Linked DNA regions of Homo sapiens: regions 2 and 3 are each linked to region 1. The links are chromatin loops, found by intact Hi-C in ENCODE. Cell type or tissue: Calu3. All regions are shown on one strand. Each heading gives the region's core, and the rest is flanking DNA. Links, peaks and the distances in the headings are about the cores only.

Region 1 (5,845 bases), core at 1,169-3,668:
ACATAGCATGACCAAGACCTACTTAAAAGCTGGCTGTATCTGTTTAACACCAAACTCTGAGGAGAGACCTACCTCCTAATGGTGAAAGAAACTGTTTTCACATTTTGAGAGGCAAGACCCATAAAGGAAGGGCCTCTAATTTCCAGTAATTACCCTGGTACCTTAAAGTCCGTAATTACATAGAGAACCATGCCCTGAACTGGCCTTCAGTTGGTTCCAAACCCATTGCATGTAATTAGCCTTGATTAATATCCCACATTTCACATCAACAGACACAGTGAATCCAAATGATTCCCACGTTCTGCTGCCTCCGGAAACCTCACTGTTCAAATTCTGTGCCTTTATCAAGGGAACATGCTGAGCAAATGGGATCAAATGATGCCTTGGCACCCACCTTGGTCTAACTATTCAGAGGGAAGTAGCAATGCCTTTCATGTAATCATCTTAATCCCTTGTATCAACTAATTAATACACAGAGAAAGCTTTTACTTGCATGTGAGCAATTATAGCAACTTCCTGGTCGGTGTCCAAATGGATTCACAATATAATTCATGAACAATGAGGCTCTGGGAAAGACAGCTCCTAGAGATGACTTTTAAAATGAAAAAGTGTGTGTGTGGGGGTGGGGGCGGGCAGGTATTAATGATTCTAATAGTAGAAAAAGAGGACAGCAAGTAAATCTCAGTTTCTGAAAAAAAATTAATGTTGGAACCCTATTGTGCACATGACTGGCTTAAACAGACCAATTGATGTGAGCAAAGTAAGAACCAATAAATACCAGAGTTTGGATTCTATATCCGTATATACCTGAAATACCACCAAGTTACTTCCAAGGGACTTGAAAACAAACCTGCTGCCATTAAATAATGGGCTTCTGCTAAAAACAAACGAAAGTAAACTCACTCTACACAGACTTCTGAAAGCCATCTAAGATTTGAGCTCAGTGATTTCACATTCCTCCCTGGGGGGTACCTGTTGCAGTTGCACGGGTGCACTCTCTCTTCTCTCTCTCTCTCAACAGGAAGTAGCACATCAGTATTTTCAGCTGCCTGAGAACTAATCCAAGAATGGGGCCCAGGGCGGCAAGGGTTGGGAACTGTGAGCGAGTGGGGGAAGAGGGCTTAGGGGCCTACAGAAAAAGATATCCGAAGCATCAGCACCTGCTGTGGGGTTTCTGCTCCCGTGTCCGCCCCAGCCAGAGTGGGAATTGCTCCAGCACTGGGGCAACTTGTAATCCAACCTGGGGCAGAGAGCACAGGAACCTAGTGGCTCAGGCGTTCAAGAAAAGGCTCCCAGTCATAAAGCACCACATTGTGGTAACAAGCCCCGGGGTTGCACTGTGAACTTTTCCTGTGCAGATGGCTCGCTGTCGGGGAAAAACATTACCCAGCAAAGTCCAGTCAACAAGTTCACTGAATCCAAGTTTCAAAAAACAAAACGCTTCCTCAATCACCCCCTCGTGCCAGACTATGCTGAAGCTGCTTATAAATTACCAAGGGTCATCCTCTTTTTTTTTTTTTAAAGAATAAAATGCTAATGGCATAGGTTTGGGCTCTCTGAATTAAATACTGTACTGAGCCACCCTGGGAACCAGACACTATCCTCTGGCTAGAAGGCTAAAGAATGAGCAATTGCCAGCCGTGGAATTTTCATGATCCAGTTTCCCCACCTTCCTGTCGCATACCCACTGGCAGGAACCAAAGGGCTGTCACCCTGACGAGAGAAAACAAAGCTCTGCACTGCGTTATGAAACAGGTTTTTCCTTTCTCGTAGAGACACTCCTTTATGGCGAGGTCATGTAAAACAGCAAAATGCTCAATGAACACACTTGGTCCTGTTCCCTGCAGGTGACCGTACCCTTCAACTTGACCTGTGATACAGGGAGAGGGAAAGAAAACCACTCTCCAATTTCTAAGTAAAAGGTGACCAGACGGCAGGGATGGCAAAGCAGAGCCTACTGTTAACAACAAAAAGAAACTGCAAACAGCAGCGTGGACAGACAGTCATACAGGTGTGGGCCGGGACCTTAGAGGGCAAAATAAAATGCTTCTGGAGTCTAATCTTGAGCCAAATTGACTAAAAAGGACAGCCCGGCAGAGAACGTGCGTGATGTGAGTTACTCTGGCACCGAGAAACCTGTTCTTATCTGGCAAGTACGCCCCCTGCTGGCCGCGGTGCTGAACTCCGCCTCTTGGTCCTGCGCCAGACAGCCCTCGGAGCTCTCTGGTTTAGACCGGGGGAAGGAGAAAGGAGCTCTGGCAGAGCGAGTCCCTTGTAAAGCACACAATGGGAGCAAAGGGTGCCGTCACAGCAGTCACCGCCCCAAACCACAATCTTTGTCCAGTCACGGTTCTCTGCAGTCAGATAAAATCCAAGCAAGCTGAAAAGAATGAATACAAACCTGCTTGCTGCTTTGCAAGTGAGAAGTTTAGAAAGCTAGGGAGGAGGGGGCCGCCAAAGGGAACCTGCCATGAAAAGATTCTTAAGTCATTCACAGATACAGTGCTTGACTACTGGAGAAAATCTGGACTAACTGCCCTTTTAGAAGTTAGAGTTTACTATAACGTTAACAGTAATTATTTAAATTATTAGCACATGGACACTGCAGCGTAGGATCAAAATGCATTCAAACAACGGGATGGAATTTATTGCCAACAAAATATAATACTAAAATCAGTTTTGCACTTCCATTGTTTTTTTACACATGTCTTCACACGGACATTTTCATGTTTCTTCCCAAGCTTTTGCCTTCCTTTTCACCTAATTCTTTGTCATTTTTGTTGCTGTTGGGGTCTTGCATAAGCATGCTGATGTTTTGTAAGATCAGCCCGCTGTCCCTTATGATGATTCCCTTCAGAATTGGTGCATTCAATGTCTTTGGCAGAAAATCCTATGTAATACTGGCTTGTGTGTTAAGCTCATTCCCATCATCATCAATTGGAGACGCTTACTTAAGGAAAACTGCCAAGACGTTCAGCTAGGCGCCATCCGTTAAGACAACCAAAAAGAAACCTGTTTGTAAAGGCGCAGTGGGTCTTTCCCTTACTGGCACAAATGTCATAAGTGAGTATCTTTAGTTCACATTATCTGCCCTTAGTCTCAGTGAGTTCACCAGCTCAGGCTGAACTTGGCTTCTCCCTGGGACCTCAATCTCATGTCTGTTCCCAGCTCTCAACTTCAAACACAGAGGACAGAGAAGGCAAGGCATCTAGGCGTGAGCAGAGAAATATAATGGGCAAAAGAAACATGCTTCATCTCCTTTGGGTCAGTGGGTCTGGTTTTCATTTTCTGGTTTACATATGAAACCAGGGGGTAAGAAGTGCCAGTGGAATATAGGCCCCAAGGACAAATGCTCTCATTTCAGAATTTAAAAGAATTTTCCAAAGCTAGATATCTCAGTGCTTCTTTACTTAATCCTGTTGGCCGTAATTTTTAGGTTTTGTTTCTTCATGCTCCTTATGCAAGCAGAAGACTGTCCAGGTAAAATGAGAGTTTGTAGTCATTCTTTTATTTATTTGTTCAAGAAATATTTATTCAGTGTTAGACCTGTTTTGCCAAAATATCCTATGTGGATAGTACAGAATACAACAGCGGCTTTTATTCACCACTTCTTTTAGCTTGCACTATGGATGTCTATCCCAGGGAATAACATGATTACGTGGGTTTCCATGCTATGGTTTAGAGAGTTCAACCCTTACCTATCAAAAGGTCTGGGAATGAGTGTGTGGGTCTATTTTTATTTATAAGAGGGGGAGAACGGAACAGTTTTAGAACGAACAAAATCAATCTGCACCAGTTTTGGGAATAAGCTTCTGCTGTGAATAGAGCTGTCAAGACATTTGCAATCTGTTTGGCCCTGTGTCCACAAGAGGCTAAAGGTTTCATAACCAAAAAGTAAGGATTTTTATTCTTTACCACTTGGCTAGCAGGAGCCTCATAAGACTTGGGGTGATTTTAGCTGTTCTATTACACCCTAAAGCACCAAAATGCACATCTATATTTATACTCACATGCACATATGTGCAAAATAATCTGTAAGAAAAACAGAATCTTAGGCTCACTACTATTTTATTTCAAGTATGGGGATAAGTATGATAACTATCAATTGGTTTTCTTATTGAATTTAAGACGTATTCATACTTTCTTCAATAAAGTCAGATGGAAAAGAGTTATTTGGAAGAACTCAGAGGATTTTTACTCATGGCTTCAAACATCACTAAATGGTGGAAAGTGGGAGTACAAGGAAGACTTTTATGAATCAAATGGTTGATTTTCGGGAGTACTCAGTGTCTTTCTCTCATATTGTAACAATACTAGGAGCCCTCCCTTGCAAAAAAAAAATCATTCAATAAGCTCTGACTGATACCAAACCCCCTCAGATTAAACTCAATATGCCATTAATATGAAAAGAATTTGACAGTTTACATAAGGGATGTGACCTGGTGCCAACAACCTCTGGCTTCTCCATTCTCCAGATGGTAGCAGATTAGTAGGCAGCCTTTATTCTCATAAGAAGATTTTTTTCCCCCCATGGAAAAACTATAAAGGCCAATTCTGTTCCAAACTTCAAGTTTCCTTCACAAATGTCTACACAATTCTGGGCCTTAACTAATGCTATTAAAAGAAGCCCCTGGGCTTGAAGCTATATGGAAGGGGGGAAAAAGACTAAGGCAAACTTAACTCTAATGCCTGTCTTTAAAAGATCTATTGACAGAAGCAGTGGGGAGAGTTTGAACTAATGTTAACTTAAAGAAAAAGGCTGGTGAGATTCAATTGTGGATGTGAATGCTTGCTTGAGTTTGATCTTGACGGGGCTTAAGATAAGGGAGATAAAAACCTAAGCCTACTTACATATTAAAAAATGCAGTTGCACTAAATTCACTACATACCACTGTTCTCAATTTGATTTATGCCCATCATCAGTGAAGATGCTGAAGGACACCCCTGTCTAATATGGGAAGAAGCCACAGCAGAGGGCACTTGCTCTGCTTTGCTGATGCTAACGTGAAAAACCATTTCCTGACAATGCACGATACTCGTTCTTTCACATTAACTCTTCAAACGTAACAAAGAATAAAAACGGAATTTTTCTTTGGTCCTGTTCTGAGGTATAAATATAACAAGCAGTTAATCAAAGAGATCCAAGAGGTGAAAAGCAGCCTTTAGTCTGTAAGAAATTATTCCACCAACAGATAAGAAGTGATCTTTAAGTAATCAGGAAAAATATCATATTTTGTAAACAGACTGACCTTAGTAACACTTTTAAGGATCTTCAGGTGCACTTTAAATCCAGAAAGCTAAGCAGACACTTTCCCAAAATGTTTGGGTTGTTTTGTGGTCATCAGGACACATACCATGTATCCCAAAGGAGAAAATTATGTCCTCTGAGGGGAAAAACCTTTTCTAGTAATCCTTTGAACCCACCAAGACTGCTTTTCATACCAATTAGTTCATAAAATGTGTTAGAGATACTTTTCATGCAGTTTTAAATGTTTTTATTAACATTTTCTCAAGTTGGTGAAAATGTGGTAGATGTAGCTTGGATTTTTTTTTCCAGGCAAGTTAGTCATGATGACTGAGATCCTGAAAACTATAAAATAATCTATTGTAGACCTACTGAGCTCAATGAAAACAAGTAGCACAGCACATAGTCCTTACCCTTGAGGAGTTTACATTCCACTATGAGAATTGGGCCACAGAATGAAAAGATTTGGTAAAAATTCAAGGTATCAGGGAGAAAGAGATTATAAAGAAAAAAGACAGCATCTAGGATTCCACCTATTTAACATGACCTATTTCTAGCAGTTTCCAAAATCATTTAGTTAAGAGAACATCAGCATTTGCC
Region 2 (5,845 bases), core at 1,387-3,886, 160 kb before region 1:
AACCCAATACAGAAGTGGTAAATAGTGATTAAGTACAGATCACTGTTGACCTTTAATCATAACCAAATCATTGCTCCATTTAAATTGACTCCATTTTCATCAGACTCTAACTGACATCAGGGAGAGCAAAACAAACTGACAAGCACAAAAGGCACAGACAATGGGCACTGACTTCTTCAGTGTTCCTTCCAAAAACCTCATGTCATATAAATAGAATATTACAGGAACTATTCATTATTCATTTCTTTCTCTCCAGGTACACATTTTCCTTCGAAACTGTTGGTCCAAAATGAATATTTCTTATCACTTGATATCTTGCCTGTTTTCTATTTTTATGTGGCTTTCTGATTCTTATCCTAACACAGCTTGCCACTTTGAAAAAGAAATTTATTTTATGATAAAAAATTTTGTTCAATTGTACAAGAAATGCAAAAACCCTAAAGGGTTCTATGGTTTTTGTTTGCATCAGCAAGGTCAAATTATGTCTAATTTACAGGTAAAGCAATGAGACAATTTACTTGGTCAGGCAGAAGGAAGGATTTATTATGACCATTGTGAATTAGATGACTCCCAGAATCTTAGTCTATTTTAGTCTTTATCTTAGACTTAGTCTCTCCCTAACCAGAGCTCCCTGGATTATACCAACATTCACATCACAAAGACTGCCATTTCTCAAGACTGATGGTACTGTTGACATGACCCTTCCATTTAATCAAATCCTCTAGTACCCACTTCTTTCAAGTCTTGAATTCAGACCCATCCATTCCTACTTTAAGCCAATGTTCTCGAAGTGTGGTACAACTTGCAGGAAAAACAGCTGGAGGGCTTATTAAAAATAGATTCCTACATTGCAACCTCATAAAGTTGAACGAATCAAACTTTATGGAAGTGGGTTCCAAGAATTTGACTTTTTACCTATCATCTCCAGACAGATCACGAAATTTGGGATAGCGTCTTAAGCCCTGAGACTTAAATTCCACCTTGTCCCTCAAATCAATATGTTACTACATCTTTAACTGATCTCTTCCTCCTGAAATAGTCGTCTCTCTCTCTTTTATGGAAAGTGCTAATCTTATAATTCACTTTATTTCTCTTTTTGCTGTTATTTTCATGAATATATTTTTCCCACACTGGATTGTGAGCTCCTAGAGGACAAAAATCATATTGAATACTTTCTCCACACTGTCCCCTACATTGGCCCTCTAGGTAAACATAGCTCAGTAAGCACTGATGAACTGCTTGACTAATGAGAAAATAATATGTAATACTGAAGTGTGTCCTTCTATAGCCACTGTAGATTTTCTACAAATATAATGATGCACAAGTACCAACAGCCTCAAGTAGAGTTTAATAAAGGGGTTTTATAGCATTTGGAATACAAATATTTCACAAAATTGCCACAATAAATCTAAAATATACTTTAATAATAAACTAACACATTGTAGCTAAAGGTCAGAAATTCTGTTATTTGATTAAACTAATAATCTAGCAAATGTTATTGATTTAGCAATTCCACTTAATATAAATATCATAAAAACTCATGCAAAAATCTCTATACCTATTGCAAAGGAACTAAAGGCAATTAAAAAAAAAGAGAAACTCAAGTAAAGGATATTAATATCTCTGAGATTAGAATCATTTCTGCATAAGTACCAGTACTATTTATAGAATAAGCTTTTGAACACTGCTTTTCACACATGGATAAGAGCTAAGGGCATGAACTTTGAAGTCAGAATGCCTTTGCTCAAATCTGGACTCAACTGTACATGAACAGTGTGATTCTAAACAAATGATTTGACCTGTTTGCATTTCAGTTTTTCTCATTTGTAAAATCGGAACAATAACAGTGCCTAACACGTACCTGTGATAAAGTATGGATGAGATTATATATATATATATACATATGGAATGGATAAGTGCTTACTACATGCTAGCTATTAATATATACCCAGCAAGCACCTAGTCATAAAACAAATGATTTCAATGTATTTATATGATAAGCCTCAAATCAGTTTACTCTTTAAGAATATACTACTACTCCCTATTGCCTGTTACATATATTCAAAACTCTTCAGAACAGAATTAATGGTGCTTCATAATCTGACCCAATCTATCCAGTTTTTATTTTCCAAATACTCTCCACTCCATTCAGACCTTTTCATTGATCCCTGAGTTTATGCTGTTCTGATTCCTTATCAGGAGAGGCGAGGCCAGTAAGAGAAGAAATCCACGTGAGCGGTGTGAAGCTTGTTTTTTGGAGGGCTGCTGGGTGGGCTCCCTGACTCCGGTAATCACCCTCATGAACCAGTGCCAAGATCCCCTCTGTGTAAAATCTGGGTGCTGCACATGGCTGCTACAATTCCTTAACTTCATTCAAAAGGATTTCAAATGTTATAAATTCTCAGTGTCTTTCCCCTTATGGGAGCCCTACTCATCTTTCTTGTGCAAAGATGTATAGTAACTGCAAGTCTGTAAAACACTGGTGGATTTTAAATAACAATAGCAACAGCAAGTATAACTAATTACAATAAGTGAAACAATAATTTGCAGCTGCTGTGCTGCTTAAGGCTAGATAAGGTAAGGCAATCCCTGGCATGGAGCATCATGTTAACAAGCTGCAATGTTGAGACAGTTGTTCACTAGGCTTTGCAATATATCCACCAACGCCTACACTGTGCTATTGATTCTGTTAATGAAATTTAACCTCTGAAAAATGACTCAGGGCACTGAAGAGACATATACTTTCAATACTCTTGCTAATCATTAAATGCCTTCATCACAATTGAAACAGGAATGGTGAATGACACATTTCATTATGTCATCATGTCTGACCCCACAAACCATTCAATAGTACTCTGCTTTGTTCTATAAACCCATTTACTTCCTAGTATGTAAATTTCAGGAATAAGTTGACATGAAATTTCCCTATACATTTCCCATTAGCTGTCTTGAGAACAGGGTCTACCTAAGTTCCAAGGTGAAGGTAGAACTTAGATAACGACTTGCCAATGATGCTTGAAATCTGTCTACTTTTAACGTCTTTTAAAATATTTATTATGAAATAATTGAATAAAGACTCTAGGCTTGGGGTCAAACTACATGGGTTCAAATCCTGACCCCAGTACTAACTACATGATCTCAGGCAAGTCACTTAACCTCTCTGAGCCTCAGTTTCCTCATCTATATGATAGATAATGATAGTACCGGCCTCACAGATGAGGATTCAACAATTTAAAACAGATACAGTGCTAGGTACAGTGCCTGCCACTTAGTACATGCAATATATGCTAAATCACTCTAATTACAACCATCAGAACAAGTGTTACCGGAGGAGTTATTAGTTAAAGCATGAGTAAACCTTTAGCAAAAGGCTAAACTAAACTTCATTTAAATCATTGCAGTATTCATCATACTGCTTCAAAACTGACTGAACTGAACTGCCCCCACTGTATATAGTAAGACCTCTAAGCAATATACTAAAAGTAAAAAATTTGCCTGTTCACATTTTTAGCCTCCAATTTACTCTCCTTGCTTACTTAGATTTGCCCATTAAAAATTCCACCTAAAATGAAGCAAGTATGTCTGAAATCAAGGTTGAGGACCAACAGAAACTGTTAAAGCAAAACATGCAGTAAAACTTAATCAATTCAGATTTTAGTCAGAATTTGTAACAATTTACTGGAGGAGAAAATGAACTTTTAAAAATGTCTGTGAAAAAAAAAATCAGACAAAGCAAATTTACATTAGAAGCCTGATATTGGAGGTACTAAAAATTGGGCAAGTTAAAAACAATATACATTCTTCTTAAAAATGATTCAGAGCACATGTTATTTGTTTTTATGGGTTTACATGCAAAAGGGAATGTTAACCAAAAACTAAAACTTAGCTAACATTAATGTAGATAAAGCTAGTTGGAAATATTGTATATCTCTAAAAATAGTAAAATGAAAAGATATTATCATTCCAATTCCCAACAATAATAGACCTGGCTGGCTGTTCTCCAATTCATGATATTTTACTTTTGAGGCTCAGAATGAATTAATTTTTTTGTGAAGCTTTAAACTTTAAAACCAAACCCATACATAGCATACATATTAAAGTTCTGTTCCTAATGTGGATTTTATACAATCTGACTTAAAATATTCGATGGAAAAGAAGCCTGTTGCCAAAGTCCACATATTTCCCCTATTAAACAGAGGTAAGCCATATCCCCAGAAACCATATTTCAAGCCCAAAGGATACTCATGAACTAAAATAATGAATGATAATGCCTCGTTCTCTGCATTAATAATAAAGAAAGAGAAAACAGAAAACTTGATAGCCACTATCAGCTTTCTGGACCATAAATCTCAAGTTTTGAGAATTGCTTCCCAAAAGGGTAGGGAGCAAGGATGAGTTGTGAGAGCTTCGGAGCCTAGAGATATTTTTTTAGCAAGCCAGCAAAGCACTGACACAAATTTCTACATATCTCTGGCTGTGAAAAGTCTCATTTGTGGTGATTTATATTTCCCCATAAAGAACTCTGTAGATAATATAAGCCTGCTGTAAGGCTGTATGACAACTTTCAAACCAAGAGTTACATGACCATTTGGTGAAAATAGAGCAAGAATAGATGAGTGGGAAAGTCTGTAGAAATAGTATTTCTTCTGATGAAAGGCCCAAATGCTGTTCTTCCAGCATGCACGAGGTTCAGAGAGTAACCTTTCACTCTGTGTGTATGTATCTTGTGGATAATATTTTGGTCGTCTATTCTAGAAAGTATTATTTTTTTCCCAAAGATTGACTATGCATTTGGTGTGTGCATGCTTGTGTAATTTACAAGAAATGACACTCAGACATCATCACACTGAAATTCAGTTGCCTTAATAAGTTACTAAGAGAAACACAGAGAATAGCATGCTGACAACCCAAAGTCAATGAAGTATAAACACTGTTATTCCAAGTGTCACTGGTGTGTTATTTCCTTTTTTCCTGGCATCTGCTCTATGTAACACTGTACACACACGTGATACAGCAGCTCATTAAACTGTTTCAGTTAACTCTGAAACCAAATTAGTGCATTACATGTTTATAAGGCTGAGAATTACTGCTTCCCTGTGAAATTACACAATTAATCAGTTGCATTATTTCTTTAGGAGATGCAACCACGTTTGACATTTAAGGATAAAAAGAACAATCCTTTAATTTGTTTCCATTTCACCATTGAGTCTCAGTAGGGTAAAGGAAGCAAAAGGTGACATAATTCCTCCTTTTCCCTTAGGAGGTCAGAACTCTACATGCTTCCTCTGTCTCATAATAGCATTCTGAATTCTTAAAAGCAGTACAAATAAAAATTATTTTGGTTTTGAACTTCTCGTCTGAGTGTCACAGCCTTTGAAAAATTCAGACAATGGGAAGGGTACTTAGGAGTCTTCAGTTTCTTATGGCTTTATACCGTGAATTTCCATCAAGTCCTGATTATTGAGTAACTTTTAAGGCTCCTTTTGCAAACTTTCAAGATGGTCCCAATGTAAAAATCTATTAAGCGGTGATATCTGCTCTATTTTCCTTTTTCACAGACCTGGCATTAATTTCTCTGATTCTTTTAAACAGGAGTTAAACTAGACTCATCCTTTAGTCACTTAACAGGGCATGCATTTCCTTTTAAAATCCATGCTACTTGATCAAATAACTTGTCAACAAATTTAAAAATACTTTTCAATACCCTGTGTTCCTATGAATTGCCTCCTCCACCTTTGATTTCACTCAAACTATGTGAAGTGTGCTAGGCGAAGCCATTACCAGAAGGCAGAGGTACAGGTCTAGCTCCAACAGCACCTGAGCTGATGCTGCGTATGCATGCTCA
Region 3 (5,845 bases), core at 1,279-3,778, 290 kb before region 1:
ATTATAATAGACAATTTGCATGAATATTTACAACCCTGAGTTGAATAGTTAGAATTACACTAATTTGCATCACTATTGATGGAGTTAGGTTTGCATTTACCTATTAGTGTTCTTATAAATCTCATTAATAGATGTAATAGAGGTCCTCTTACCAATGTGCCCTCAGTAATTCTGCAACCATAGCAATAGAAACCATTAAAGTGTTTTGAGACAATTTTCTTTAAAATAGTGTCTCTGTGGCTTGCCAGATATTTATTGCAACACAGTGTTTTATGTCTTTATCTTTCTTAATGCAGAATTAGCATTGATATTGGCTTGAGAAGGGAGTTATTGTACAGAAAGAACGCGTAAATGATGAAGAAAGAACATATTTACTCACTCGTATTAAGGTAAGTAGTACATTTGTAATGACTTCACAGAATAAATACATGCTGACTTAAAGATTATCATCTTCAGTAGAATTAGGTGAACACTAACAAGAAGTTTACAAAATTGTATTTTTGGTGGACTCTTAAGCTGTTGCTAGTTTGGAGGAGCATATATTTTCAAAGATTGGATGAAAAGAAAAGATCAGTGGCATGAACTATAAATTCAAATTCATACTTCCTTAATTCATTAGTTACAGCACTTTCTACTCTCAGATCAAATATTTGAATGATGTTGAACTTGATCCCAACAACGAGTTAATAAAGTGTAGTGGAAACAGTTTGGCTGGGCATGGTGGGTCACACCTGTAATCCCAGCACATTGGGAGGATGAGGTTGGCAGATCACCTAAGGTCAGGAATTTGAGACCAGCCTGGTCAACATGGTGAAACCCTGTCTCTACTAAAAATACAAAAATTAGCCAGGCATGGTAGCTCGTGCCTGTAATCCCAGCTACTCAGGAGGCTGATGCAGGAGAATCACTTGAACTCAGGAGGCGGAGGTTGCAGTGAGCCAAGATTGTGCCATTGCATTCCAGCCTGGGTGACAAAAGCGAAACTCCATCACACACACACACACACACACACACACACACACACACACACACAGAGAGAGAGAGAGAGAGAGAGAGAGACAAAGAAAAGAAACAGCTTGAGTCAGACTAGATTTGGGGGTTCTGGTCGTGCCTCTTTCACAATCTCGTTGTATAACCTTGGACAAGAACCTTAGCATTTGGGAAATTCTGTTTCCTTAGAGGAAATAAGGCTTGCAGGACAAGATCATCTCTTCAGTCCCTTCTATCTCTATCAGTCAAGACATTAGCAGCTTTGGAAAGTCTTAAGATAAAAGAACCAGGCAATAGCCATTCTGCACCGCTTCTCACCTCGTGGGTTATTGTATAGTTCGTATGAGGCAAGATATGTCAAAATTCTTGGAAATGAAAGAGCATGAAGCAAAACAATGGGAGATGAAGGCAGAGGTGGCATTCCATAGCTAATGATCTCTAACCTATCACATTTAAGTCTTTGTGCCCTGCTCCTTTTAATTTGCTTTTTTTTCTATATCTTACTTATCTTTGCTGCATTGACCTACACTCAGAGAGGCTCAACCTCAACCCAAAGGTTTTAACTTCTAATTTTATAAAAGTTAAATCCTTTTTAAATTTATAAAATTTCAAGGGATAGCACATTATATTTGTAATCTCTCAATCTGTTGGTTGAGAATACATACTTAATCAGCATTTAACAAACCTTCTTCTAGTACCCAGGGGCTTAATGGAATAAAAACAGATTCATAGAACCTATACTCTAGTGTGGAAAAATATGTAATAAAATAATTACACAGTCAAAGTAAAATGTGAAATGGTAAAGAGACACAATGAATTTAGTAACTTTAATTAGATTTGTATTTTAGTAATCACAGCAGATCCTATATGCATTAAAACTAATAGCATATCCTTTGTTTGGATTAGGCTTGATGTATTATTGTAGGCCCTTTACAATAAAACTCCCATACCATAAATCCACACCCAACATGTTAGGAATTTCTACATTGTGTGACCATTATGCCCTTAGCTAGAATTTATGTTAATTGAAGGCAAAGATCTTGCTTATTAATTAAACAGTCATTAAATAAATATATTAACATAAATAACTGCTAGCTTCTGCCTCAGACAAACCCAAATTTGTTTCTCACTTCTGTTACTTTCACAATGCTGAATGCTGATGAAAGGCAGGGTAAAGAAGGAATGAAAATGTGTTCCACAGAAGTCAAACTAACATAATCTCTGCCATCTTACTGTTGCACTTTCTAGAACACATACCTTCTGAGGCTGCCAGATAAGTAGAGCACAGATATGAAGGAAGTATTCCAGCTTTAACTGCTTCAACCCAGAGCTTTACCACCACAATGTGATGTAATTACTCCATGGCACAGTCTTCCCAAACACTTAGGCCTGTATCACTAATGCCTTTGATGGTGCCCACTCAATGAGAGCTTATTGCACGAAATAATGGAATGTAAAATAAAATCTTCTCTACAATCAAGCATTGCAAAAGGATTTTTTCTTTTACTCCTTTCTATCATGACACAACAGAACCTACAGCCCTGGCACAAAAGAAAAAGAAACATTTGGTATCAGCCATCACCTGGAAACATTGCAAACATGACTCAGAACCTCACATCGGTTGTCTGTGAAGTGTTCCCATGACTCTGCGGGAATGAGAGATCACTGGGAGTGATCCAGTGGCTGCTGCCTCATCATGTCCATCACAGTGAGCCTCTCTAATAAAATTCAGTCCTGTTCTTGCTTCTTTGAAGGGATAAGAGAGGCTAGCTACTTCCCACCAGCACTGAGCCTATCTCCTGCCAGTTTCAAAGCAAGGGGAACAGAAGTGCTTTCCACAGAGTAAAATATGCACACAGACTCCCAACACCCACCAAAGAAGGAAACACTAATTTCTGCAAGGTAAATACTTCTGTTACTGGTCAATTTTCTAGGTTTTTTTAAAAACAAAAACTGCCTTATATTCCCAGAGGTCTTTGAGTTCTGAAAGCAGCTTTGCATTAGCAATCCCATTTGATCCTCAAAATAATGTCATGCCATAGGTAAGGCAGGAGCTTTTATCACTATTTTAAAGGTGAGGAAAAATTATCCATAGGATTAGGTGGCCTGCCAGGAGGTCATACGAGGGAAGAAAAGCTGGCACTAGGCACAGAACCAGGCCCTCTGACTCCTGACATGGCACTCTTTGAACGTCATATCATGCCTCTTACCCCCAAATGGATGACGATCCTTTTGACCGTGGGTTGTGGTTTTGGCAGTTGCGCCCACCTTTGCTGTCTCAGATGCTTGCTATTCAAAATGACCACAGAAGGCTAAATCCAAAGGTGGCGATTGATAAAGAAACTGCTGAGACATCTCTCTCCTTCTAGGTTACCTCCAGTGAAGTCAAAAGTAATGTCAGACAGTGCTCAGATATCCAGTCCTTTCAAGATGTAATAATAAGCCACCTGTAAAACAAACAACTTGATGACAGTTTTCAGAGACAACAATTTCATTCTACATTACATCCTTTTTTTTTTTTTTTTTTGAGACAGAGTCTCACTCTGTTGCCCAGGCTGGAGTGCAGTGGTGCCTTCTAGGCTCACTGCAACCTCTGCCTGCTGGGTTCAAGGGATTCTCCTGCCTCAGCCTCCCCAGTAGCTGAGATTACAGGCACCTGCCACCATGCCTGGCTAATTTTTGTATTTTTAGTAAAGACAGGGTTTCACCATGTTGGCCAGGGTGGTCTCAAACTCCTGATCTCAAGAGATCTGCCCTCCTCAGGCTCCCACAGTACTGGGATTACAGGCGTGAGCCACCACTCCCGGCCTCTACATTACATTTTCTAAACTTTTTATCCACCACGTAGCTATTCTGAAGATGGTCTTAATTTCCAATGTTTATTTTACGAAAACTTAAGCTTGCTTACCCCATCTCTTTTCATACCAAAACATTTCTATAAAACTCAAGAAATCCATAACTCAGCATAATTAGTACATGGCATTCTCCCTGTTCTTTCTAAAATAACTGTCTGTACATGATAGAAGCATAAAATATTTTGGTTGTATTTTTTCAGTTCCTAGGAAAAGAATTTACAATTATAAATGGTTAACAGAAATTAATTGTATTTGGCTTGTATTTAAATCAAGCTGTTTATGCATACTCGTTATGCACCAGCACAGCTCCTTGCTTATATAGGCGTTCAATAAATATTTGTTAAATGATTGATGGAATGAATGATGCAATGCCCTGTGAGAACACAATGTCTTTGTCCTGCTGTATGAGTTTCGGTAGAAAATTAAAGTAGAGAATTACAAAGAATGGAAAGCTAGGCCTTTGAAGACAAAGATTCTAGTCATTAATACTAAATAACTAAATGACTTAGGACAAACTACTTGATTCACCAGGCCTTTAGGTTTCTTAACAACAGAATAAGAATATGGATAAGAATTGAGATGGTCTCTAAAGTGACCTTCAGCCACAAGTATTTTGTAATTCTAGATTGAAAAATATCAGCCAGAGAAAAATACCACTCTCACCAGAAAATAAGTATGAATGAAGGGTGATCCCAGACCAAGGTCTAGCTTTTTAAGTTTAAATGTGCCTGGGGGGTTTTAAGAATCTTAAAGAGTCTAACTGAAGACAATGAGACTTCCCAGAGTCTAACAGAGATTGCTTTTAGCACATTATCGTCTATTACAAGCCCTATAAAGGGACTGTAGTAGAAGGAGTTCAAAGTAGGCTCTGAGGAAAAAGGAACGGCACTGAGGAAAGCTAAAGTTTCTTCTCCTATTATTTTTTCTTTAACAAAGCAGATGAGGGAAAGAAAATACCTGTCATGAACTGTTCCGAAGTCCCCAAATTTGAAGAATGACTATTAAAAGTCTCTTGGAGCACAAAAGGAAAGAAACCTAGAGGAAATAGAATTTATGGAAAGAGAACCCGGAACAAAACTCCTAATTTCTGAAGAAATTGGCAGCTCAGACAAGAGTTTCAACCAGACACCAAAAAGGGGTCGATCTGGGATCCAAACAGGAAAGGACCGTGCTCTGCCAATGGCTACAAAGTAGCTGAAGAAAGTACCTCAGCCTCTGAGGAGAGAATAGGAACCACGTGAACAGATTGCTGAAAGGTTAGGAAGGGCTCAGAAGAGTAAGCAGTGACCACCTCAGAGCAACGAAACCTACAGTCAGCACCAGGTGAGGCTTCATCTGCCTCAGTCGATGATCCTGACACTCCAGAAGTTTCTCCTACTATCACACTTGAAATAACTAGGCAACTGTGTGTGTGTGAGAATTCTGTCGGCAGTGCTGCAGCAGGAGAATACGAAGCAGGGAAGACTGTGACTCCGAACTAAGACCTTCAAAGGAGAAATTATCTTTCTTCCCCTTCCTCCCACCACAACCCTTCTCCTTCCTTTGTTTCCTCGGGGATAGCAGAGCAAATTCCACCTAATATAACCTAACGTTTAGGCTAAAGACCTCTCAGGCCTGCCAGCAAATCCCTCAGCTCTGCCTCTGGATGGGGGTATCACATCGACCAATAAAGTTGCCCATAAAGAAAAGCATAGACCCAACCAGAACACTGACTATGCACCCATTATATGTAAAGCCAGGTTTTTTAGAAAATAAAAAGGTAGGCAAGGCATTGTAGCTGCTATAAGAGGTTTCAAATCCAGTGGAGGAGATAAAATATTGAATAAGCAAGACGAAGTAAACAATGTGCCAAATGTGAAGCTGAAACAAAAACCTAGTGCAGGAAGAGTCAAGATCCCTTCCTGTGTGGCTGATAGGGTTGGTTCACAAGAAAAAGCATCAGAGACAAACATGGAAGGACCATCTGTTTCTCTCCATCCTCTTCTACCACCCTCTTCTAT

The links. Peaks named below come from ENCODE experiments on the same cell type or tissue, not always from the same donor. Only the 100,000 strongest peaks of a DNase experiment are listed, where the experiment ranks them.
Region 2: it touches region 1 in a loop (2.0-fold over the local background); 8 of 110 quality-filtered maps call a loop at or near these places.
Region 3: it touches region 1 in a loop (2.3-fold over the local background); 4 of 110 quality-filtered maps call a loop at or near these places.

What each region holds. Positions count from the first base shown.
Region 1 is chr5:107,570,033-107,575,877 of GRCh38, forward strand. The region is part of intron 1 of EFNA5 (ephrin A5); the gene reads right to left. Among named protein-coding and RNA genes, the nearest start is that of EFNA5, 98 kb to the right of the region's middle. RefSeq lists enhancers at 684-1,395, 1,006-1,285, 1,856-2,005, 2,016-2,310, 3,783-5,279. In Calu3, for the core only: a CTCF peak has its summit at 2,171 (motif pointing left); DNase peaks (open chromatin) are centred at 1,789 and 2,209.
Region 2 is chr5:107,413,294-107,419,138 of GRCh38, forward strand. All of the region lies in intron 2 of EFNA5 (ephrin A5), which reads right to left. Among named protein-coding and RNA genes, the nearest start is that of EFNA5, 250 kb to the right of the region's middle. In Calu3, for the core only: no CTCF peak of the experiment used is centred there; a DNase peak (open chromatin) is centred at 2,753.
Region 3 is chr5:107,282,694-107,288,538 of GRCh38, forward strand. No RefSeq gene overlaps it. Among named protein-coding and RNA genes, the nearest start is that of LINC01950, 270 kb to the left of the region's middle. RefSeq lists an enhancer at 2,505-3,704. In Calu3, for the core only: no CTCF peak of the experiment used is centred there; DNase peaks (open chromatin) are centred at 2,638 and 3,213.